Linked DNA regions of Homo sapiens: region 1 is linked to region 2. Evidence: chromatin loops called from intact Hi-C (ENCODE). Cell type or tissue: OCI-LY7. All regions are shown on one strand. Links, peaks and the distances in the headings refer to the core of each region. The heading gives the core; the rest is flanking DNA.

What was found. Peaks named below come from ENCODE experiments on the same cell type or tissue, not always from the same donor. Only the 100,000 strongest peaks of a DNase experiment are listed, where the experiment ranks them.
Region 1: a loop joins it to region 2, with 2.9 times the contacts of the local background. A loop is called at or near these places in 2 of 110 quality-filtered maps.

The regions. Positions count from the first base shown.
Region 1 is chr9:132,375,942-132,388,240 of GRCh38, forward strand. TTF1 (transcription termination factor 1) reads right to left here. Exons shown (of 11, transcript NM_007344.4): 8 at 12,198-12,287; 9 at 10,615-10,680; 10 at 3,118-3,203; 11 at 1-227. Among named protein-coding and RNA genes, the nearest start is that of TTF1, 25 kb to the right of the region's middle. RefSeq lists enhancers at 6,320-6,479, 7,897-7,946. In OCI-LY7, for the core only: a CTCF peak has its summit at 7,892; DNase peaks (open chromatin) are centred at 4,630, 6,280, 7,750 and 8,600; H3K4me3 peaks cover 3,701 bases; H3K27ac peaks cover 6,897 bases.
Region 2 is chr9:132,262,509-132,274,807 of GRCh38, forward strand. SETX (senataxin) reads right to left here. Exons shown (of 26, transcript NM_015046.7): 24 at 9,202-9,300; 25 at 7,107-7,194; 26 at 1-2,477. The coding sequence ends at 1,731. Among named protein-coding and RNA genes, the nearest start is that of SETX, 86 kb to the right of the region's middle. RefSeq lists enhancers at 6,175-7,161, 6,844-8,043, 7,162-8,147 and a silencer at 7,248-7,422. In OCI-LY7, for the core only: CTCF peaks have their summits at 6,408 (motif pointing left) and 6,620; a DNase peak (open chromatin) is centred at 6,403; H3K27ac peaks cover 1,492 bases.

The DNA of each region.
Region 1 (12,299 bases), core at 2,976-10,975, 110 kb after region 2:
CAAAGTACTGGAATTACAGGCGTGAGCCATGCATGGCGCCTGGCCTTCGCTTTCTTTTTCTATGTCCTCTCCTTCACTATCGTCTTCATAATAAAAGATGTCTCGAAATGGGAAAACTTGCTTGGGTGCTGCAGGAGTCTGGATTTTAGTGCCTTTTTTCTCCATCATTTTTTCTAACTTTTCCTTCAGCAAAGGTAGAGTCGTCTCATAAAGGTAGTCGATGATCTCTACAGAAAAGAAATTTAATTGTGCAGTTATCTGTCTGTACAAGGCCTCTTATCAAGGTCGAGGCATACAGGAGGCTGGTAATGAATATGAACTGCTCTTGTTATTGCTGTGTGTAAGGTCTGGTTCCAATTGGTTTACCCACATTCACTTCTTCAATCCTTGCAAAAATCCTACGAGGTAGGCACTGTTTTTAACTTGTTTTTCAATTGAGGAAACCAAGGCATAAAGACATTAAGAGACTTGCCCGAGGCCTTGGAATTCATAAGGATTCAAACTCGGGTAGTGATGTCTGCTGAACGCAAAGACGCATTTCATCACAGCCCAGGGTACGATATCACCCAAATGGCAGGTCCAGGAGAAATACCAGTGCCGTGCAGACTGCATGAGAGAGCACAGGCCTGCAAGCTCGTTAGTGAAAATCCAGGTTCTGGACTCGGTCTAGAGACTAGGAATTGGTACGTAGGTCTGAAATGAGGCCCAGAAATCTGTATCCTTTTTTTTTTTTTTTTTTGAGATAGGGTCTCGCTCTGTCACCCCAGCTGAAGTGCAGTGGTGCGATCACACTCACTGAAGCCTGGAACTCCCAGGATCAAGCAATCCTCCCACCTCAGCCTCCCCCTCCCACCTCAGCCTCCCAAGTAGCTGGGAACACAGACAAGCACCACCATGCCTGGACACTTTTTGTATTTTTTGTAGAGATAGGTGTGTGTGTGTGGGAGGGTCTCTCTTATGTTGCCCAGGATGGTCTTGAACTCCTCGTCTTACAAAGTGTTGGGATTACACACATAAGCCACTGCATCTGGCCAGAAATTTGTGTTTTTAACAAGTTCCTCACATGGCTCTGATGATCTGAGTTTGGGACTTACATATCTAAACCACCCACAAATGGCTACAAAGAAGGAACTGGGTGTCTTTTATTCTTTCTGGAATATGTGTATGCTTCTGTGTATGTGTGTACATGCATGTGGTGTGTGTGAGTGCATGCATGTGGTGAGTGCATGCATGTGGTGTGTGAGTGCATGCATGTGGTGTGAGTGCATGCATGTGGTGTGAGTGCATGTGGTGTGAGTGCATGTGGTGTGTGTGAGTGCATGCGTGTGGTGTGAGTGCATGTGGTGCATGTGAATGCATGTGGTGTGAGTGCATGTGGTGTGTGTGTGAATGCATGTGGTGTGAGTGCATGTGGTGTGTGTGAGTGCATGTGGTGTGTGTGAGTGCATGTGGTGTGAGTGCATGTGGTGTGTGTGAGTGCATGCATGTGGTGTGAGTGCATGCATGTGGTGTGTGTGAGTGCATGTGGTGTGTGTGAATGCATGTGGTGTGTGTGAGTGCATGCATGTGGTGTGAGTGCATGCATGTAGTGTGAGTGCATGTGGTGTGTGTGTGAATGCATGTGGTGAGTGCATGTGGTGTGTGTGAGTGCATGTGGTGTGTGTGTGAATGCATGTGGTGTGAGTGCATGTGGTGCGTGTGAATGCATGTGGTGTGTGTGAGTGCATGTGGTGTGTGAATGCATGTGGTGTGAGTGCATGTGGTGTGTGTGAGTGCATGTGTGTGTGAGTGCATGTGGTGTGAGTGCATGTGGTGCGTGTGAATGCATGTGGTGTGTGTGAGTGCATGTGGTGTGTGTGCATGTGGTGTGAGTGCATGTGGTGTGTGTGAATGCATGTGGTGTGTGTGAATGCATGTGGTGTGAGTGCATGCATGTGGTGTGTGTGAGTGCATGTGGTGTGAGTGCATGTGTGTGTGAGTGCATGTGGTGCGTGTGAATGCATGTGGTGTGAGTGCATGTGGTGTGTGTGAGTGCATGCATGTGGTGTGAGTGCATGTGGTGCGTGTGAATGCATGTGGTGTGAGTGCATGTGGTGTGTGTGTGAATGCATGTGGTGTGTGAGTGCATGTGGTGTGTGTGAGTGCATGTGGTGTGAGTGCATGTGGTGTGTGTGAGTGCATGCATGTGGTGTGTGTGAGTGCATGTGGTGTGTGTGAGTGCATGTGGTGTGTGTGAATGCATGTGGTGTGAGTGCATGTGCGTGTGAATGCATGTGGTGTGTGAGTGCATGCATGTGGTGTGAGTGCATGTGGTGTGTGTGAGTGCATGTGGTGTGTGAATGCATGTGGTGAGTGCATGTGGTGTGTGTGAGTGCATGTGGTGTGTGTGTGAATTCATGTGGTGTGAGTGCATGTGGTGCGTGTGAATGCATGTGGTGTGTGTGAGTGCATGCATGTGGTGTGAGTGCATGTGGTGTGAGTGCATGTGGTGTGTGAATGCATGTGGTGTGAGTGCATGTGGTGTGTGTGAGTGCATGTGGTGTGTGTGAATGCATGTGATGTGAGTGCATGTGGTGGGTGTGAGTGCATGTGGTGTGAGTGCATGTGGTGTGTGAATGCATGTGGTGTGAGTGCATGTGGTGTGTGAATGCATGTGGTGTGAGTGCATGTGGTGTGAGTGCATGTGGTTGGTGTGAGTGCATGTGGTGTGAGTGCATACGTGTGTGAGTGCATGCATGTGGTGTGTGTGAGTGCATGTGGTGTGAGTGCATGTGGTGTGTGTGAGTGCTTGCATGTGGTGTGGTGCACGGGCATGTCATGTGTGCATGTGCTGTGTGCACGAGTGTGTGTGTGTGATGGCAACACCAGCAGGACTCAGTTATTTACAGAGTGGTCGCTAAGTGTCAAGCACCGGGATGACCACACCCTACACGTTCATGCTTCATTTAGGACTTCTGGAAGTCCTGTCAGATAGGGATTATAATCTGCCTGTTTCCACCATTTTGCAGCTGATGAAGCTGAGGCTCTAAGTCCAGTCACCTGCCTAGGTGACTTTCATTACCAGCATGTGGCACCAAATGCCATGTTCTTAGCCATATAAATATTAAGAATACTAACCTGGAAAAGTCTTTTTCTGCCAAAATGGAACATAGACAGCTTTCAGCCTAGAAAATTTAGTTTGAACGTAAGATGGAGGAACATCACTTTAGAAAAGGAAAGAAAAGATAAAAAGCAAGTTAGTTTAAAAATCTATCATTTCAATACAGTGTAGTAAGTACATTTATTCAGGTGAGGTTTATAGTTTTTTTTATCGTAAACATAAGATCATCATACATGTGTGATACAAATATGACACAATTTTTGTGGAATATGGAAAGCTATTGTTTATTTGGTTTAAAAAAATGTAAAGGGGAAAAAGAATCAGTAGTACAGAATGGATTCTATTTAAATTAAGATAACTTGTATCACTAGTCGAGAAGGCAAAGTATAGAAGGCAAAGTATAATGCCGGCTAACGGGCTGATGCTTACCTTGTGCTCAGCCCTGCCCTAAGCACCTTAACTGCAGCAATAAATAATCCTCACGACAACTCAAGGAGGGAGTTACCACTCTCTCCCTCGTGCTGGAGAGACGAGGAAACTGAGGCACAGAGAAGTTGCCCAAGCTCACATGGCTAATCAGGGATAGAGCTGGGACTTCATCAAGTAGTGTGACTCCAGATCCTACCCTCTTAACCATTACACTCAGGACACATACATATTGGTCACAATTCAAAGACAGATGTTCCCTGATGTTTATTTCACAAAGCTAAAAAGAGCAGATGCTTATGAGGTTTTGGTACGTTTTCAATTTACAAAACATTTCAATTTACAATAAGTGGGTCAGAAATTATTCTTAAATTGTATTTTAAAGTAAAAAACCACTAAACTTTTTGGGCACTTTTTCCTAATAAAAGGGGAACATTAAAAAACAATTAACTAATCCAGTTGTTAAAATGATTAGCATGAAGAATTTGATCTGCTAAGTATGTAGAGGTAAAAGATGATCAGATTCTTCCGACCTCTTCATCACAGCAACCACTAGCTGAGGACGTATGTGCCAGGTACCAGACAATGTCTCTTTCTCGCATTATCTTCTTTTTTTTTTTTGGATGGAGTCTCGCTCTGTCACCCAGGCTGGAGTGCAGAGGCACATTCTCAGTTCACTGCAACTTCTGCCTCCAAGGTTCAGGTTGTTCTCCTGGCTCAGCCTCCTGAGTAGCTGGGATTACAGGTGCCCACCACCACGCCCAGCTAAATTTTTGTATTTTTGTATTTTTAGTAAAGATAGGGCTTCACCATGCTGGCCAGACTGGTCTTGAACTCCTGACTTCAGGTGACCCACCTGCTTTGGCCTCCCAAAGTGCTGGGACTACAGGCATGAGCCACTGCACCTGGCCCATTATCTCCTTTAGCCTTCCTGACAGCCTATTAAACCATAATGCAGATGAGGAAACAAAGGCTCAGACAAATAGGGAACAACTGCCCACAGACTTTAAGTGGAGTCCCTGGACTCTATGCCAAATCTGTCTCACTCTGAAACCCCAGCTCTACGGCAGCCTGTGCCTTTTCCCTTCCCATAATGCTGTGCGCCCAACATGCTGCAGACCCAAGCCCATGCTTCAGGAAGCAACAAGAACTGATCTGGACGTTTTAAAACCAAGCAAGTGTTACACCTCATTAGGTGGAGATGCTATCCTTAAATCCTGCCTATATAATTCACAAAGTCTTTAAGAATCTGAGGAGACTGAACCTTCAATATAATTTTTACCATTTTGTTATTAAAACTTTGAGAGTACGTAGTATTTCAAATAGTATTTGACTAGATGCCATAATCTCTATCTTAGAGTTTTGAGATTCGTAAATCTGAAATAGGTAATCAGTTCATCAGTTACCCCCTACCTGGATTTTGTGGGGCCCTTTTATTTATTTTTATTTAATTTATTTTCTTGAGACAGGGTCTCACTCTGTCACCCAGGCTGGAATGCAGTGGCGTGATCTCGGGTCACTGCAACTTCTGGCTCCCAGGCTCAAGCGATCCTCCCACTTCAGCCTCCAGAGTAGCTGGGACAACAGGCATGTGTCACCACGTGCAGCTTAATAATCAGTTTTTAAACATGTAATTTTATTTAAAACCATAAAAACCCATTTTAGTTTTAAAAATCATGTGATCTGAAGAAATGTCACAAAGCATACACAAATTTAATGGAAAAGCTGAATTTTTTTTTTTTTTGAGATGGAGTCTGGCTCTGTGGCCCAGGCTGGAGTGCAGTGACGCAATCTCGGCTCACTGCAACCTCCTCCTCCTGGGTTCAAGCAATTCTGCCTCAGCCTCCCCAGTAGCTGGGATTACAGGTACCTGCTACCACGCCCAGCTAATTTTTGTATTTTAGTAGAGATGGGGTTTCACCATGTTGGGCAGGTTGGTCTCAAACTCCTGACCTCAAGCAATCCACCCGCCTTGGCCTCCCAAAGTGCTGGGATTACAGGCGTGAATCACCACGCCCGGCCGAAAAGTTGAATTTTTAAAAAGTGGTTTGACATTATAAAGGGCTTTGTCAATGTAAGTCGTTCTCAAGATGGGAGCTGGTGGGGTGCACATCAGCGTCACCTCCTTCAAAGCACCTGGCACCCTCCCTGCTTGGGGCCTATGATGCTGAAGAGTGGGCACCCTGCCCCTCAGATGAGCTAGAAAAGAAAAGACTTTGGGACCACGGCATGTATCTGTGAGTCCTGGCAGGGCCTGGACTAAGAATTTCCAATTCTCCACATTCAAGAAGGAAGAGACGGATTGTCCTTTCTTGTTTGGTTATAATCCCAAACCATAAATAACTAACCACCAGAACCAGTTTAAACCCTCCCTAATGGTTCCGCAGAATATTGACTAGAAACAAAACAAAATCTTTCCTAATGGACCAATGGCGACCTCACACCAGTAGCCACACTTCTGGAAGTCAGCCAGGCTGCAGCAGCCTCACCCCACTGTCTACCTTCCAAAACCAAAGGCCAAACAATCCCTCAACATCCCTGCATCTGAAAGTCACTGATCCCCGAGCCCCATGATGCTCGGCAACACGTAGAGGGCCTGTGCTCTGCAGCCCAGCTCTCCCTTGCGTAGCAAGCAGTAAGTTGAGATATCGAGAGTGGTGGGCCCTCCAATCGCAGGAACTGATTAAAATGCAAGAGCTATGTGCAGTGAAGGCTCACAGTGAAGGGAAAGAGAGACAGCTTATAAACACAAGAGCCATGTTCAATCTCACTTCTCACATGAGAAATGCAAATGAAAACCACAAGGAAACTGACAGAAGCTTAAAGAGGAACAGGATCTTTATATAGTCTTAAAATGTCTTCCCACAGCCATTTCTTACCACCAAAGGAAGAACCAGTATTTTTATACAGTGGGGAAAAGAGGCAGATGCTGCCTTAGCTAAATAATAAAAAAAAGTCAAAACGAGAATTATGTACCTTGTGACGTAATGCAGTGATAGCAAACATCAGGAATATGCTGTACTCCTGCCCGAAGGACACAGCCTGAATCTCCTCAAGAGGAAATACCAGACAAGTGCCAACTGCGGACATTCTACAAAACACCTAGCCTGTATTCCTCCAAAATTTCACTACCATCAACAGCAAAGATGGACGATCTTCATAGATTAAAAGACAGTAAGGAAGGCCGGGCATGGTGGCTCACGTCTGTAATCCCAGCACTTTGAGAGGGATTAAGGCCAGGAGTTCAAGCATAGCCTGGGCAACATGGCAAAACCCCATCTCTACTAAAAATACAAAAAAAAAAAAAAAAAAAAAAAGTCAGGTGTGGTGGCTCACGCCTGTAATCTCAGCAATTTGGGAGGCTGAGGTGGGTGGATCACTTGAGGTAAGGAGTTTGAGACCAGCCTGGCCAACATGGTGAAACCTTGTCTCTATTAAAAATACAAAAATTAGCCAGGTATGGTGGCAGGTACCTGTAATCCCAGCTATTCAGAGGCTGAGACAGGAGAACTGCTTGAACCCGGAAGGTGGAGGTTGCAGGGAACCGAGATCACGCTGTTGCACTCCAGCCTGGGCAACAAGAGTGAAAATCCGTCTCAAAAAAAAAAAAATTAACTAATTAAAAAAAAAACTAGCCAGGCAGGGTGGTGCATGCCTCTAATTCCAGCTATTTAGGTGGCTGAGGCACAAGAATTGCTTGAACCTGGGAGGCAGAGGGTGCAGTGAGCTGAGATCACACCATTGTAACTCCAGCCTGGGCAACAGAGTAAGACTCTTGTCTTCAAAAAAAAAAAAAAAAAGGACACTAAGGAAATGGAACAATTATTAAAGGGGGAAAATGCTATCAAGGACATTACTGGGACAACTGGTGAAATCTGAATGTGGACTATGTTTTAGAGGGTGTACTATATCAATGTGAAACTTCCTGATTCTCGATTGTACTATGGTTATGTAAAATAACATCCTTGCTTGGGAAGTGGTATCTGCCACTAACTCTTGAATGGTTATGGGAAAAACCGTATTCCCTTGGAGGAGGGAGAGAGGGATGATAAAGTGAACGTAGCAGAATGTTCAGAAGAGGCGACTATGGGTAAAGGGGATGCGGGGTTCTTTCTGTTACTCTTGCAACTTGTTTAGCTTTTTGAAGCCTTTAAGAGACTTTGCATACATTTCATTTGCCTTTCTTGGGTGTCTTCGGTGGCAGGTGGGCTGGAGGGAGGGCTGGTCTGATTTATTTGGTCCAGAGCACAGAGACTGGAAGTCTCGAATAAACACACACATTGCAGCTTTCCTGTTCTGTGGCGCTGGCACACCACCCTGCAACCACGCAGTGTTTCCTCACCCAAGACTGTATCTTGGCGCTTTCTTTGCCCCACCACCGAGGGGCTTTCTCATGATTTTTTGTAGCTATAAAGAATGTCACTATATGGGTAAAATACATATATAGCCAGTCCCCTATTAACAGGCCTTTTGCAGTCAGTTACTCTGTATACAAGTCATTTCATGTATGTGTGAAGTTGTTTTGTAGAATGTATTTCTAGAAATGGAATTACTAGAATTATTTGAATTTTGAATGGTACTAAGGCTGCAAAGTATGTAAAATTTACCAAAACAGATAACAGTAATTGGAGGGAGTGAATGTAGATGTTTAATAAGGACGGCTGGATTTTGACAGTTGCTGAACTGGGGTGATGGGTACATGAAGCTTCATTTATTTTGTATCTGTCTAAAATTTTCCTAATAAAGTTTCTGAAAAAAATAATTGGGCATTGCTAATAAAGCAGTACTTAGAAGAAAACATATGGCCTTAAATGTATATTACAAAGAAAGAAAAATGGAAAATGAGCTAAGAACCCATCTCAAGAAGTTGAAGAACAGCAGCAAAATAAACTCAAAGAGAGCTGAAGGGAGGGCGTGATAAAGAGCTGACATTAGAATAATCACAAGATAGGGTCAACGCAATCAAAGCTGGTGCTTTGAAAAGACAATCTCTGGTAACTCCTATTCAAGCAGTAACAAAAGAGAGTAGGTATAAATAGCCAACATTAGCCATCAGAACATCACTCAGATCCTGCAGACATTTTGCATAAACCATCTACGGAAAATAGATACTGGTTTCCTGTAGGGCTACGCGTGGCTGGTGAGTGGTAAGGGGACACTTTTCACTGTGTTTCCTTTCAGGTTTCTTTCTTTCTTTCTTTTCTTTTGAGATGGAGTCTTGCTCTGTTGCCCAGGCTGGAGTGCAATGGCATGATCTCGGCTTACTGCAACCTCCGCCTCCTGGGTTCAAGCGATTCTCCTGCCTCAGCCTCCTGAGTAGCTGGGACTACAGGCACCTGCCATCATGCCTGGCTAATTTTTGTATTTTTGTAGAGACGGAGTTGAACCATGTTGGCCAGGCTGGTCTTGAACTCCTGACCTCAGGTGATCTGCCCACCTTGGCCTCCCAAAGTGCTGGGATTACAGGCAAGAGCCACCGTGCCCAGCCTACGTTTCTTTAATTCTGGACTACGTAATCTATTACCTATTCCAGAAAAACAGCAAAATCAAACTGAACAGTCAAGTCCTTTTTCCTTATGGGTGGGGCATGATATTCAGTTCTGTATTTGAATTGTTACACACAACTAAAACGTTCTAACTGGGAACCGACCAAGTCATTTAACCAGCGCTAAAGCACGGGGTCTCGGCAGGGTAACACATCTGAGTCACCTGGAGCTCTGAACAATCCTGACAGCCAGACCCCACACCAGACCAATCCCATTCATGCGAAGCCAGACCCCACACCAGACCAATCCCATTCACGTGGCACTGGTATTTTTTAAAAGTTCCCCAGATGATTTTGAAGTGAGAGCTGGGCTGAAAACCAGAGAATTGCTAGTGTTTACAAAGTTCCAAATTGGGTACACAAAGGTAACTGGAACTCCTGGATGTCTGGAGCGTGTGCTGAGTTGTCAACTGTCTGAAGTCCCCTGAGGCGTGGGAGTCTGGCCTGCACACGCACCCAGCCCATCGCTGCCGTCATTTTACTCACTGTTCTGGGCCACCTGGTCCCTTTCCAGTCCCTTGAATGTGCCCAGCCAGTGCTGGCTCAAGGTGTCCGCATTCACTACTCTCTGTCCGAACATCTTCAGTCTCATCCCCGCATGGCTACCCTGCCACCGCTTCTGCTTCCATAGTCTTCCCTAACCACTCTATCTGATTGCCCCCGACGTCCCTTCTACTCTATTTTTGTTTTCTTTTTGGTACCATGCTATCTGAAATGAGCTTATTTGTTTACAGTCTCTTCCCAGAACTAAATGTGAGTTCCTACTCTGTGCCTGGTATACAGAAGGTAGTCAATAATTATTATTAGTTTGATATCGTTATCATCAATGTAGTTTTTAGGTTAATTCTATACTATACAAAACTTGGCATTTGTGTCAGCAGAATGGATGCTCTACCAGGCAAGGAACTTGTCTTTTGTTCAATGCTGTATCCCCAGAGCCTAGAAAAATGCCTGGCATATAGGCACCTCGTATTTGGTGGGTGAAGAGTAATTCTGAGCCTTTGATTTTTCAATAATTGGAATTGATAAAAGGTATGTACTGGGAAAATTCACTTCATTGTTACTAAAGTACCTATAATATCACCTCCAATGCCTGCCAAGGTCAACTCGACTGTATGGTAATACTTCCTTACACGATTATTTTTCCACTGGAAAACTGAAATAGGAGGGAGGTGGGTGGGCCATAGGTATTATGCTCTAGCTAAAATCTGTAATCACAAAACACCTGAGGCGTGATGATCTATGTGACACTAAAAAAAGGGAAGAAAAATGAAAAACATATCCAACTAGTGATGTATTTAGTGTCATGAAAACCTGATCTACCTAGCAGCTCAGAGCCTTTACGTATACACTGCTCCTAAAATTACAGTTTCCTCTGCACTAACAAATTGGTTTCCTAGCAAATACACTGAATTTTAACCACCACTTATACAAAATTCCAAATGCAGCATCATTATCAGCCCTGTAAGATGATAGGGAGTTATTGTATTTATTAAGTCATCTCTATATTTTAATTAGTTTAATATTAAACAAATGGTCTTACCCTATGGCACTAGCAAGATCTTCCCAGTCTATTTCATTAGTATCTTCCACATTTATTTCATACAACCTGTGAGAAAAAATAAAAATTAAATTTTCAAGCAAAAATAATCATGATAGCCATCTTCATGGACGCGTGGAGTGCTGAGAGCTGGAAGGTATGTGCGCTTTCGCCGCATTCCAGCTCCCTCGTTACACATGCACAGTGAGCTCAGCATCCCAGCCCAAGGTTAATCCAGGTCAGTCAGTTGGTGGGCTACAGAGATGGGCTGAAAAGACCTCTTTCCTCTTTCTGAGCCCTTTGTTTCTCTCAACAAACCATGTTGCTTTCTCACAGTAAAAAACACCACCTCATCATTCAACATAGACACACAGTAAGAGGACATCTGTACTATGTGACAGACACTGTGAAGGTCTTTTTTTTGATACAGGGTCTCGCTCTGTCACCCTGGCTGGACTGCAGTGGCGTGATCGTGGCTCACTGCAGCCTCGACCACCTGGACTCAGGCAACTCTCCCACCTCAGCCTCTCAAGAAGCTGGAACCATAAGCACGTGGCACCATGCCCGGCTAATTTTTTAGATTTTTTGTAGGGATGGAGTCTTGACATGTTGCTCAGGCTGGTCTCAAACTCCTGGGCTCCTCCTGCCTTGGCCTCCCAGTGTTGGGATTATGGGCGTCAGGCACCACGCCGAGCCAAGTTAAGACCTTAAAGTGCGCAAATTCATTTACAGTAACCCTCCCCCCCCAATCTACAGACAGGGAAATGGTGCCAAGAGACACAGTCATGGGCTCCAGATTGCATGACTAATAGGTGGGGCCGACACTGGAACCCAGGCCTGCTTGACTTGAGATGCCCTTCTTGGATCTGGTAATCTATGCTGCCTCTCTAGCAGGGAAGACTGGGCGGGGGCATAACCACCCCCCGATCCACCCCTAGGAAAGAGGATCAGGAAACCCACAGTGAGCCTTAGGCAGGGCTCACGTGTGAGGCAGAGGGAATGAAGGCGGACAGCAAGGCCAGAACCCACAGGCTTCTGCTGCTCTTTCCTGTTCCTCAGTCGACATGGGCCAGGTCCACTAGTCTCACACGCATCACGAAACGGGCCCATGTCTCCCTTTTCCTCGTCACCCTTCAACACTTTAGGGGGGACCCTGCATGGACAAGGAACTCAAAGACAAAACCAAAGACAAGCAAGGGTGACACCAACAAGCTCATGCTGGAGCACAGGAGGGCTCTGCCTGAGTCATTTACCCCCATTTTCCAACGGGCGTAAATAATTTATATCCATATGAAATGCTTCAAAGACTAAAATACACGGAGTATACAGTATGTTTCACACGTTATTTTCTTTTATCCTCCTGAAAGCACTAAGAGCTAGGTACGATTATCGTCATCCTCAGTAGATGAGTTAAGATGAGTAAACTGAGACTTAGAAGGGTAGGTCATATGCCCACAATACATGCGGAAAGTGCTGGAACAGGGATTTGGACCTTGGCAATCTCACTGCAGACTCTGCTGGGTTAACAACTTCTCTTTGGCTAGAGACAGAAACAGTTAAGAGGCATCCGTTTCTATTTTTCATACCTTTCAATAAGGCTGACCTTGGCCCGCAGGGCATTCATGCCATAGTAGATACGCCGACCATTAGTCATCCTCTTGGTTAGAATTTCTGTCCTACATTAAAAG
Region 2 (12,299 bases), core at 1,814-9,813:
ACCCGTCCTGAACTGTCGCACACTGCATGGCCAAAGACAAACTCTCCACCCCCACAGAGGAAGCAGTGGCTGACTCTGGGGACAAAGCACTCCAGGAAGTCACCTGCTCCCTGGGTTTCAGGAGTATTCAGTTGACCGTCTGGACACCAGTGAGGGAGACACAGGTAATGAAATCAAATGCTCAAACTTTTGGCAACCGAAAGTTGTTTTTTAAAGCTCTTTATAATCTGCTCAAGTAGAATTTCTAACACAAAACCCTTTTTTGCTTAAAAAGCAGATGACAAAGGAAATGTCAAATAATGCACATGAATCTTCAGCTATTTTCCTACCCCCAAATGAGATATGGGGCTGCACAGCATTCACTACAGATCCCTAGTTTTTACAACTGTCAACTGTACATTCTCATGTTTAGGATACTCCAGTTCACTGCGTGGATATTTGGAAAACTGGACAAAATCAGGCAGCCCACCCCTCCCTTGTCCCGAGCTTCCTCGATCTCCATTCACCATGACCAATTTTTTCCCCCACAAAAGCACTATCACCTCTAATAGTAGCTGGAAACACCTATCAGATATTCTAAACAGCATGTATTTTTACCAGGTAGATGATTTCTGAAGATCACAGGAAGTCTACCACTCTCTTCCCAGTTCTGAACTCCTCTGGTTACGCTTCATTTTAAATCGGGTGCTTCTTTCCCGCCCAAAATATTCTATTTGGCCTGCCCCAGTGGTTCCCAAGCTGCCTGGTGATCAGAATCCCTTGGGAAATGTTGAACACACAGCTTCCCAGGCTTTCTGGAAAACTAGTTAGATCTGTCTGACAATCTGTAAGCTGAGGCGATTCTTCCACAGCTGACCCAGCGCTAATCTAGCATTTGGCAACCAAATGTCTGTACCTCACCAGTCACACAAGGCTCACAATATGCTGGGAGCATTTGAATGATAGCTCAAGAATTATTCTTTCACTCCATATTCTTCTCTCTCAAGAAGATTAGGAATTTTAGCTAGGGAACTATGTGCATACTGAAACAGGTAAATGAACTCATCACAGAAATATAATACCCTGGGCCAATGCACTCTATCTAAAAATGCACCATGTCAGCAAGACTTTACCTAACATAACCGTGCTGCCCAAAGTGTCCCCTAGGAGACTCCAGGTTTTTGGGGGGGTTTTTGCTTTTTTTAATAGAGCCAGAGACACCTGACCCACCAGCACTAACTCAGCTTATTCCAAGCTAGGCTGTTAAATAATTATCTGTCTTGCTCTAACAATGGTTGAAAGGACCCGCCCTCCTCCCATCTTTTTTTTTTTGGTAATATAAAGTTTGTTCTGTTGAAAACTGATTAACATTTTAAACAGGGGGAAAGAAAAGCGGTCTACTAGATTAAATTTTAAAAGGATTTTGTTATTTGCTATACAAATATACATTTCAACTTTTACAACATTCACTCCAGTCTGACCTCCTTGTCTATAGAAGACTAAGAGATCAACATTTCCAGTCTCTGACTTCAAGGACATTATTACGGATACACAATGCCCTCTGAAAGCTTTTGCAAATGACAGAAAATACTGAAGATGACCAGAGGCTCAGGTGTTAAGGATGCATTTTCCATGTTTTCCAACAGCACACAAACTCCTTACAAAAAACAAGCTTATCTAGATGGTCCCACGAGCTGGTCATCTTCAGTTTACAATATGCTGTGGCTGCTGGCCCATGTCACTGGGCTTTCCTATAAAAGCTTTCTTTTCTTGGAACTGCTGTCCTCCTGCTCCAGTGTCCTCTTGTCCCACCTAGAGTTCCTCCTGGTGTGATGGGTCTCGGAACCACACTTCTCCTGCTCCCCTTCACTGAAAGCCCTGGCCTCTCTCCTGTGACAGAGCTCCTCTTCCGGGTCATCACATTTGCTCTGACACGTGGAAGCCTCGGGACTGGCAGCTGGAGGTTCGCCCCGCACGGGAGGTTTGTGGCTGCTCAGAGCAGCCACTACAGCAGCGGGCTGCTGTATATGGCTCAGGTCCTGGTGAACGACAGGGAAGCCCGGCTCGCCCGTAGGAGGTGTTGCTCCAGGATGCTGGGGGCTCGAGGGTTGTGGATCCCAAAGGAATATTCCTCCTTTGACCTCAATGCCCATCCTCTTCAGCAGTCGTGGGTCCTGAAGTTGGTCATGAACAGGAGGTCTTTCAGGGTCCTTTGAAGTAACAGTAAGAGTAATTTCCTTGGAGTCAGAGGGTGTGTGGTATAGAGAAGCAGCAACAGATGTCTTGGCAAATCCACTGTCTAGCTTGCTGCTGGGCAAACCACCCTGGGGTCTGGACCCCTCTGGGGCTATGGTAGGAGGGTGAGTGAGACTTCTCTGCAGCACAGGCTTGAGTTTCAGAATCTTCACTGCATCATGTCTATAGTTTTTGTCACAGGTCTTAATAATGGCACCACGCTTCTGAGCATCCTGAATCAGCTGATTCCAATGCTGGTTTTCCTTGAAACAATGAGAAGGGAGAAATAATTACACCCCAAAGAGACACTGCTTGGGAAGCATAGAGTTCCAGCTTTCATTTCTGAACAAATAATACATATTATTGTATGAACATATTCTCAAGATTCATTACTCGTCAGACAAGGATGAAAGGAAAAAATAAATTCAAATAAAAAATGATAAAGTCCCATTCCTAAAAATAAGACCTGGTCACAACCTATAATGGAGAACTTCAACTTTTGTTTTTTTTTTTTTTTTTTTTGAGACAGAGACTCACTCTGTTGCCAGGCTGGAGTGCAGTGGCGCGATCTTGGCTCACTGCAACCTCCACCTCCCGGGTTCACGCCATTCTCCTGCCTCAACCTCCCGAGTAGCTGGGACTACAGGCACCCGCCACCACGCCCGGCTAATTTTTTGTATTTTTAGTAGAGACGGGGTTTCATCATGTTAGCCAAGATGGTCTCGATCTCCTGACCTCATGATCCGCCCGCCTCAGCTCCCAAAGTGCTGGGATTACAGGCAGGAGCCACCGTGCCTGGCCGAACTTCAGCCATTTTTATCAGTGCATTCAACTGCAACGCAGGTCTGCACTAGTCACTAGGAGCATCATGTTGCTATTTATATTTCAATAAATTAAAATAAAAAATTCTGTTCCTAAATTGCATCAGCCACATTTCAAGTACACAGCGGTCACACACGACTAATGGCTATTGTACTGAGCAGTGCAGACACAAAACATTTCCGTTATCACAGAAAGGTCCTTTGGACATTGGTGATCTAGAGTACTGCCTACACCTCTTGGCAGGGCTAACGTTCTGAAACAGGAAGGTCTGGTTTCAGAAAGCAAACTTCTGAGTGCATGTGACTATTCTAGAAAAAGGCCCAAGGCTTTCACTGGATTTCTAAAGGCCTCCCAAACCCCGAATGGCTAAAACATCTTCATCCACCGAGATCTCAAGATATCATCTCACTTTCTGCCTGTTTCCTACAGGAGCTTAAGATATTAAATCCCATCGGGAAAGTTGCCAAACACATGCACCTCTCCTCTCTTCCCGAGTTTCTTCAGAGGAGGCTGCTGCTTTACAACCACTAGAATTCGGGTCTCTTTAGAAAGAAGAAAGAAAAGAAGAAAAAGGATAGCTACCCTCTCATGGGGGCTCCTGTACTGTTCATAAAGGTATGTTAGGGAAGCAGTGAGGCTGCACAGTATTTACTTGCTGTGTGACCTTGGTCAAGTCACTTGACCTCTCTGAGCCTGTTTCCTCATCTGTAAAATAGGAGTAATATTTTATTTAATGGATTCTAAAGTGCACGTTGCTTTCACATTTTAGCATTTCTGACCTTGGGGAGCCTCTTGGCCATGTACCTATCCTTGGAAATTACATGATGAGGCAATTATAACCCTTAGACTTTTAGTCAATAAACCATTTAAAAATAATGCCTGAAAACCTTCTACAGACATTTTCTGATAAGACAAGATAACACCAGCATTAAAACTTATGCACTGGGCCAGGTGCAGTGGCTCATGCCTGTAATCCTAACACTTTGGGAGGCTGAGGCGGGCGGATCACCTGAGGTCAGAGGTTCAAGACGAGCCTGGGCAACATGGTGAAACCCCGTCTCTACTAAAAATACAAAAATTAGCCAAGTGTAGTGGTGCACAGCTATAATCCCAGGTACTTGAGATGCTAAGGCATGAGAATCGCCTGAACCCAGGAGGCGGACGTTGCAGTGAGCTGAGATTGTGCCACTGCACTCCAGCCTGGGCAACAAGGTGAGGCTCTGTCTCAAAAAAAAACCCCCAAAAAAACCTTATACACTGGAGATAAAGGGTTCTAAGAAATCCTGGAGACAATGGTGTAACTCTTAGCAAATGCTAAATTGCCAACCTTATTATTGCACTTGGGATGAATGACAACACTGATGACTATGGATTGGGAAGTGATTCATTCGTGCTAAATTCTGAAAGTGAAATATTTTTAGGAATATCTTAACCTATTATTTTACTTGTATTTTCTATGTATGGATAAGAATATGGTAAAAATCTGTCTAAAGTCTTAAGAGTCCTTTCAATAAATATGAAAGTTCTAAGTGAAAATAAGGCACTGTGTCATAGTCTAATAATGGTACATAAAATAGTGGTGTATATTATAATGAATGGTTTCTTGAATTTGATGAACTATGGTAATAAGCTGACTTCACAGTAGTTTTTCAAGGTTTGGAGAAAGTCATGTGACCAGAATAAAATGCTTGGCCCGGTGGCTGGCATACTGAAGACAGGTCTGTGGAGGGAGCGCCAGGCTCTGGGGGCTCAGTTCTCTTTCTCACTCAGATCTCTAGAGATCCTTAGCCTGTGGCTCAAACACATATGTGAAGCAGATGGCCTTGCAATTTTTGCTAAGTTCACTACACCTAAACTTGGTGTTTAATCCATTCCTAAGATCACAGAAACAGTTCTGAGCAGGCACTATTAGCCTTGGTTTCTCAGAGGAAATCAAACGCTTTAATGATTGATCCCATTCCCATAAGGGGAACTAGGCTAAAAACTTAGAAACAAAAGCAAATGAATCCCCAAAACAACAAAGAAAAAGCCCAAGGACAAAAAAAGTTAGGAAGCCCAGCTGACATGTCGGGAAGTTTCAGATTCTCGTCTGTCTCTTTTTGTAGCACTGCCTTCCTAGAGTGAAGACAATGTCGGTGCCATTAGCTGGAGGTCAGTGGTCTGCACAGTTGTGCAAGTGTGACCCAGGGGCTCCCAAACACTGTCTAAACGGAATGTGAAAAAGGGTTACAGAATAACCTTGCAAACCCTACTTCCCATGTCCTCCTTGGGCTGCCCTGCCTCCTGCACCCCACCCTTCACAATCATGATGCGCCTCATCCATCCAGAGTGCACTGCCAAGACACATCAACACCATGAGGTGCCAACTTAAGGGAGGATGAAAAACAGTAGTGCCCACAAAGCCTCCTTTAATCAAGGCATCACTAAAAGATGTATCTCTAGCAACATTTCATTTACTTGTCAGGTTTAAACATGATCAAAATCTGTGATATTAAATATATTTGTCTTGTTTTGCTCAACTGTACAAATAAGTGTTAACAGGCTATTCAATTGATAAGAGATCACGTTTTAACACTCAGATGCTTATGGTCACAGGAAAAGCAATTTTTAAAAATCCAAACCTACATTTTGAGATAACTATAGATTTACAGGAAGTTGCAAGGAAAGTACTGAGAGGTTGCATGCACCCTTCACATGGGTTCCCCAAATAGTGATAAAAATCAACTTTTTAGGCCGAGGTGGGATGACTTTAGCCCAGGAGTTTGAGACCAGCCTGGACAACATGGTAAGACCCTTTCTCTACTAAAAGTACAAAAATTAGGTACATGCGCCTATAGTCTCAGCTACTCAGGAGGCTGAGGTGGGAGAACGGCTTAAATCCAGGAGGCGGAGGCTGCAGTGAGCTGTGATTGTGCCACTGCACTCCCGCCAGGGGAAAACAACTTTTTAAACTTTCAAGTTATACAGAAATTTTTGTGAGAGAGGTGTAGATCAGTGAGATTAACTTAAAGGCTTTTAATTCTAAAAAGAGATTACCCCAGTGAATCTTAGCCTAAACAAGCAGGAATGGAAGTACAATTTCAAAGAGAGGAAAAAATAAAATAATATTGCTTTCTATTCCACTGGATATATTTAAGAGTGATGTAATAATTTTAATTGCTGTATTTTAAAATGTCAATATTGATAATACATCAGAAGCATAATCTTCAGTAATATTTAAACTTACAAAGATTTTTTCTATCAACTTAAAAATAGGAGGTACATAAAAATAAACGGTACACAGCTTTTAAAACTTCCTTCAGAGCAGGCACACAGACGACAAAGGCTGGAGGTGATAGAGGAGTGAAACAAGAAAGAAGGTGTATCTGAGCGCCACCTGGTGGCAGGAACCAAAACCAGGGGAAACAGCCACCAAGTTGGCTCTTCTTAGATGAAATCAATGACTTCATAAAAAAGAGAAATGAGGAAAACTACAAAGTTATTACCCCTAATAAGACAAACAGCAAATACGTGCTACATCTAGCTGTGATATCAGTGAATTAAGCTGTACCATTTGTCTACTGAAGTTGGAAACTCGTACACCTCTTCCAGAGGGGCGCCTGTCCTGGCAGAAGAATGCCGGAGGCGCTAAGTGCTGGAGAAACAGAGTGAGCAGCACAGCTCCCAGTGCCAGCAGAAAAGCAGAGCAGAGCACGCGCCTGCAAACTCTCTCTGGCATTAAGCTGGGCCAATAACAGCCACATTTACTGAGTGTTTACTAAGTGCCAAGCAATTGCTTTGGCACTTTACATCTGTGGGTTTAATATACCTTCTTAACAATAATCCTATGATGTGGATAATTTGTTTTAAAATGGTCACCTTGAGAGCCCAGTGTAGATACTTGGGTTCTGGGCTGAAAAAAGGCGAATGGTTCACGTGTACACAAAAGCTCCTAGGAAGAAGTTGCTGGAAAACATAACAACCATTATTTTGTAATCCAGAAATCATTTACACTTTGATGGAAAATAAGAACAAAAACTCAATCCAACAACAGTAACAATGGGTAAACTTCTGAGCTCTCTGGTACCTACCATCAGGGTCCTCAAATGTCCGAGGATGAAGAGGCTGTACTTGGCTCGTGTGATGGTGACATTCAATCTCTGCAAACTTGCCAGGAATCTAGGCAATAAAAAAAGAGTTCCTTCTTTGTCTAGAATGACTTAACATGCCCATGTGAGACAAAGGTGGACTCTAGAATGACTCAACGTGCCCGTGTCTGACAGAGGTGGAATCTTGAATGACTCAGTGAGCCCGAGACACAGGTGGACTCTAGAATGACTCAGCGTGCCCGTGTGAGACACAGGTGGATTCTAGAATGACTCAGCATCCTCATGTGAGACACAGGTGGACTCTAGAATGACTCAGCGTGCCCGTGTGAGACACAGGTGGACTCTAGAATGACTCAGCATCCTCATGTGAGACACAGGTGGACTCTAGAATGACTCAGCGTGCCCGTGTGAGACACAGGTGGACTCTAGAATGACTCAGCATCCTCATGTGAGACACAGGTGGACTCTAGAATGACTCAGCGTGCCCGTGTGAGACACAGGTGGACTCTAGAATGACTCAGCATCCTCATGTGAGACACAGGTGGACTCTAGAATGACTCAGCGTGCCCATGTGAGACACAGGTGGACTCTACAATGACTCAGTATGCCCATGTGAGACACAGGTGGACTCTAGAATGACTCAGCGTGCCCATGTGAGACACAGGTAGACTCTAGAATGACTCAGCGTGCCCGTGTGAGACACAGGTGGACTCTAGACTCAGCATGCCCATGTGAGACACAGATGGACTCTAGAATGACTCAGCATGCCAGTGAGACACAGGTGAACTCTAGAATGACTCAGCATGCCCATGTGAGACACAGGTGGACTGCAGGCAGCTTTTCCGGGACTCCTTCACTCCTCTAGAAGTCACAGTGCTTTCTTACTCTCCGTCCCAATACAGGGTACCGGGCACAGAAGAATTCCTATTAAAAACAGGAAACAAACCAAAACCTCGGGGCTTCCTTCAAAGTGATGCATCTATCAATTTCCTATTTTTACCTGGATAAGATAATTGGAAATTTTAACAGTGCAATCTTGAAGCCTTGAAAAATCCTAAAAATGTGGTACCAGCCTAATCACTTTATTCTTACATTTAAATATATCTAGACTGTTAAGATATTGTAGAACTAGTGTAGAAATACATGAACACCAGATAAATATTTCAGTAGATCAGAAAAAGAGCTCAGAAATAGAATTGATGTATGATAAAAGTGAAATTTCAAATTAGCTGGGAAAGAAAGGTCTATTTATAAACTGACCCTGAGATACAACTGGGCTCTGTATATGCAGCCCATCCCAGGGAGGGGCAAAGATTACTTTAATTACTATTTTATTTGAAAACGAACTAATTTATAACCTGTAAATTCTGTCTGCTTCTCATGACAAGAAACAAATAATCATGTAAGAGTCTTGGGCTTGGGATATTTTCTGTCACTCATACAGGTGTCCTTAGCATCTTAAATAAACTGACAGTAGTTAAGGTGAACAAATTTAGCCAAAGCAGGAAAACACAGAAAACAATGACACTTTGACACATACCATGGGGAGTAATATGCCTCTGCAAAGTATAATCTAATTATTTATTTGAATCTTATTAAATAAAAGAACAGATTCACACTATGAAATGGGTTAATATAAAAGACACCAAGGCCGGGCGCAGTGACTCACGCCTGTAATCCCAGCATTTTGGGAGGCCAAAGTGGGTGGAGCACTTGAGCTCAGGAGTTTGAGACCAGCCTGGGCAACCTGGCAAAACACTGTCTCTACAGAAAAATACAAAAATTAGCTGGGCGTGGTAGCACATGCCTGTAGTCCCAGCTACTCGGGAGGCTGATGCAGAAGAATCGCTTGAACCCAGGAGGTGGAGGATGCAGTGGGCCAAGATTGCACCAAGATCTAACAGTGGGTCTATTTCACAACTTAAAAGAGAAACTTTCATAGTATTACACAGGTTTTCACAAAAGAAAATTAAAAAAGCAAATGGTGTTCTCTAACAGTGATAATGAACCTAATCCTGAACTATAAACAAGCAACAATGTATACAAGTATAAAAGAGCAACAATGACAGTAACTCACCCAATTGAACCTTGGATGCTATTTGCTCTGACACACGTAACAATAACACAATCCTTCTGCCGACCCTGGAATGCATCCACAGTGTCTACTTCTGCTGGTCTATTTACAAAAGAGAAACATATTTACTGGAAAAAGGAAGATAATTATTAAGTATACATATTTATAAACTAGTTTTTTGGTTTTTTTTTTTTGAGACGGAGTCTCACTCTGTCGCCCAGGCTGGAGTGCAGTGGCGCGATCTCAGTTCACTGCAAGCTCTGCCTCCCGGGTTCACGCCATTCTCCTGCCTCAGCCTCCTGAGTAGCTGGGACTACAGGTGCCCGCCACCATGCCCAGCTAATTTTTTGTATTTTTAGTAGAGACTGGGTTTCACTGTGGTCTCCATCTCCTGACCTCATGATCCGCCCGCCTCGGCCTCCCAAAGTGCTGGGATTACAGGCGTGAGCCACCGCGTCCGGCTTAGTTTTTTGGTTTTTGACAGTCTAGCCTCACTCTTGTCCAGGCTGGAGTGCACCAGCATATTCATAGCTCACAGTAACTTGAACACCTGAGCTCCGTCTCAGCCTCCTAAGTGGCTAGGACTACAGGCATGGACCACCACCCTAATTTTTCCATGTTTTGTAGAGATGGGGTCTTGCCATGTTGCCCAGGCTGGTCTCAAACCCCTGGCCCCAAGCAATCCTTCCACCTCACCCACCCAAAATGTTAGGATTATAGATGTGAGCCACCATGCCTGGCCTTACAGTCTTTATTTTTAAAGAAACTTAAAAAAAAAAAGAGAGAGAGAGAGAGACAGAGTCTCACTGCGTTGCCCAGGCTGGACTCAAACTTCTGGGGCTCAAGCAATCCTCCTTGCCTCAGCCTCCCAAGGAGATGCATGCACCACCATGCTCGGCTGCTAAGACATTTTAAAAACATTTTCTTGGAGGTTAGCCTGAATTTCCTCCTCTCTCCATTCCCTGGCAACCACTAATACACTTCCTGTCTCTACAGATTTTCTTATACTGTGAGTTTCACATAAATGGAATTACAAAATGTGATTATTTGTGACTGTTCCCTTAGCATAACATTTCCAAAGTTCATCCATGTTGTAGCATGTAACAGAACTTCATCCCTTTCTTCATTAATATTTCATTGTACCACATAGTACAAGTTATTTACTTAGTGTTAAGGTGGCAGCGCTCCCCAAATTGATCTACAGATGTAATCCAACTGCCTTTTTTACAGAAATGGTCACGCTGATACTAAGTCTTTGGCTGGGCATGGTAGCTCATGTCTGTAATCCAAGCACTTTGGGAAGACTGTGTGAACTCAGGAGTTTGAGAACAGCCTGGGCAACTTAGGAAGACCTTGTCTCTACTAAAAATGAAAAAACACACAAAAAATGCAAAAAACAACACAACACTAAGTCTTCCAGTCCATGAAAACAGGATGTCTTCACATTTATTTAGGTGGTTTTTTTTTTGTTTTGAGATGGAATTTCGCTCTCGTCGCCCAGGCTGGAGTGCAATGGAGTGATCTCAGCTCACTGCAACCTCTGCTTCCCGGGTTCAAGTGATTCTCCTGCCTCACCCTCCAGAGTAGTTGGGATTACAGGCGTGTGCCACCATGCCCAACTGATTTTTGTATAATTAGTAGAGACAAGATTTTACCATGTTGGCCAGGCTGGTCTTGAACTCCTGACCTCAGGTGATCCACCCACCTGGGCCTCCCAAAGTGCTGGGATTACAGGCATGAGCCACTGCACCCGGCCTATTTAGGTGTTCTTTAATTCCTTTCAACAACGTTTTGCAGTTTTCAGCGTACAAGTCTTATACTTCTTTGGTTCTATTTATTCCGAAGTGTTTTATTCTTTTTGATGCTATTGTAAATGGAATTGTTTCAACTTCCTTTTCAGATTGTTCATTGCTAGTTGCATCAAAATATAATCAACTTTCACATATTAATCTTGTATCCTGCTAAGCTTATTATCTCTAATAGTGCCTTTGAATGGCTTTGTTAGGGTTTCTAGAAATAAGATCATGCCACCTATGAAGAGAGAGTTTTACTTTTTTCTTTCCAGTAAAGATGCTTTTTATTTATTTTCCTTACTTAACTGCTCTGGCTAAAACCTCTAGTACAATGTTGAAAAAAAGCATTAAGAGTTTCAAACATCTCTCCTGATCTTAGAGGAAAGGCTTTCATTCTTACCATGAAGTATAACGTTAGCTATGAGTTTTTTGTAAATGCCTTTTATTAATAAAAAAAGTTCCTTTGTATTCTTTTTTTTTTTTTAAATCATCAAAGCATTTTGGGTTCCGTGCAACTTTTTTTTGTATCTACTGAGCTGATTATGTGGGTCTCCTCATTCTTCTAATATGGTATATCATATTGATTTTCATATGTTGAAGCAATCTTGCATTCCTGGGATAAATCCCACTTGGTCTTGATGTATAAATCCTTGTAATAACCTGCTGAATTCAGTTTGTCACTATTTTGTTGAGGATTTTTGTATCTAGTCATAAAGGATTTGGATCTGTAGTTTTCTTGTGATACTTTCCCTTGGCTTTGGTATCAGTGTAATACTGGCTTCAAAAAATGAATCTGAGTGTTCTATTTATTGGAAGCATGTGAGAATGACTTGTGTTCATTCTTCTTTTAATATTTGATAGAATTCACCAGCTTAGCTTGGTTCTGGGCTTTTCATTATTGGGAAATGTTTCATTATTTGTTATAAAGGTCTGATTTTTTCTTTTTTTTTTTTTTTTGAGATGGAGTCTCGCTCTGTCACCCAGGCTGGAGTGATGCAGTGGGGCAATCTCAGCTCACTGCAGCCTCCGCCTCCTGGGTTCAAGCGATTTACCTACCTCAGCCTTCCGAGTAGCAGGGACTACGGGAGCGCGCCACCACGCCTGGCTAATTTTTGTATTTTTTTTCAGTAGAGATGGGGTTTCACCATGTTGCCCAGGCTGGTCTCAACCTCCTGACCTCAGGTGATCTGCCCGCCTCAGCCTCCCAAAGTGCTGGGATTACAGGTGTGAGCCACCACACCCAGCCTACAGGTCTGATTTTCTATTGTTTTCTAGATTCGATTTTGGTAGTCTGTGTGCTTCTAAGTT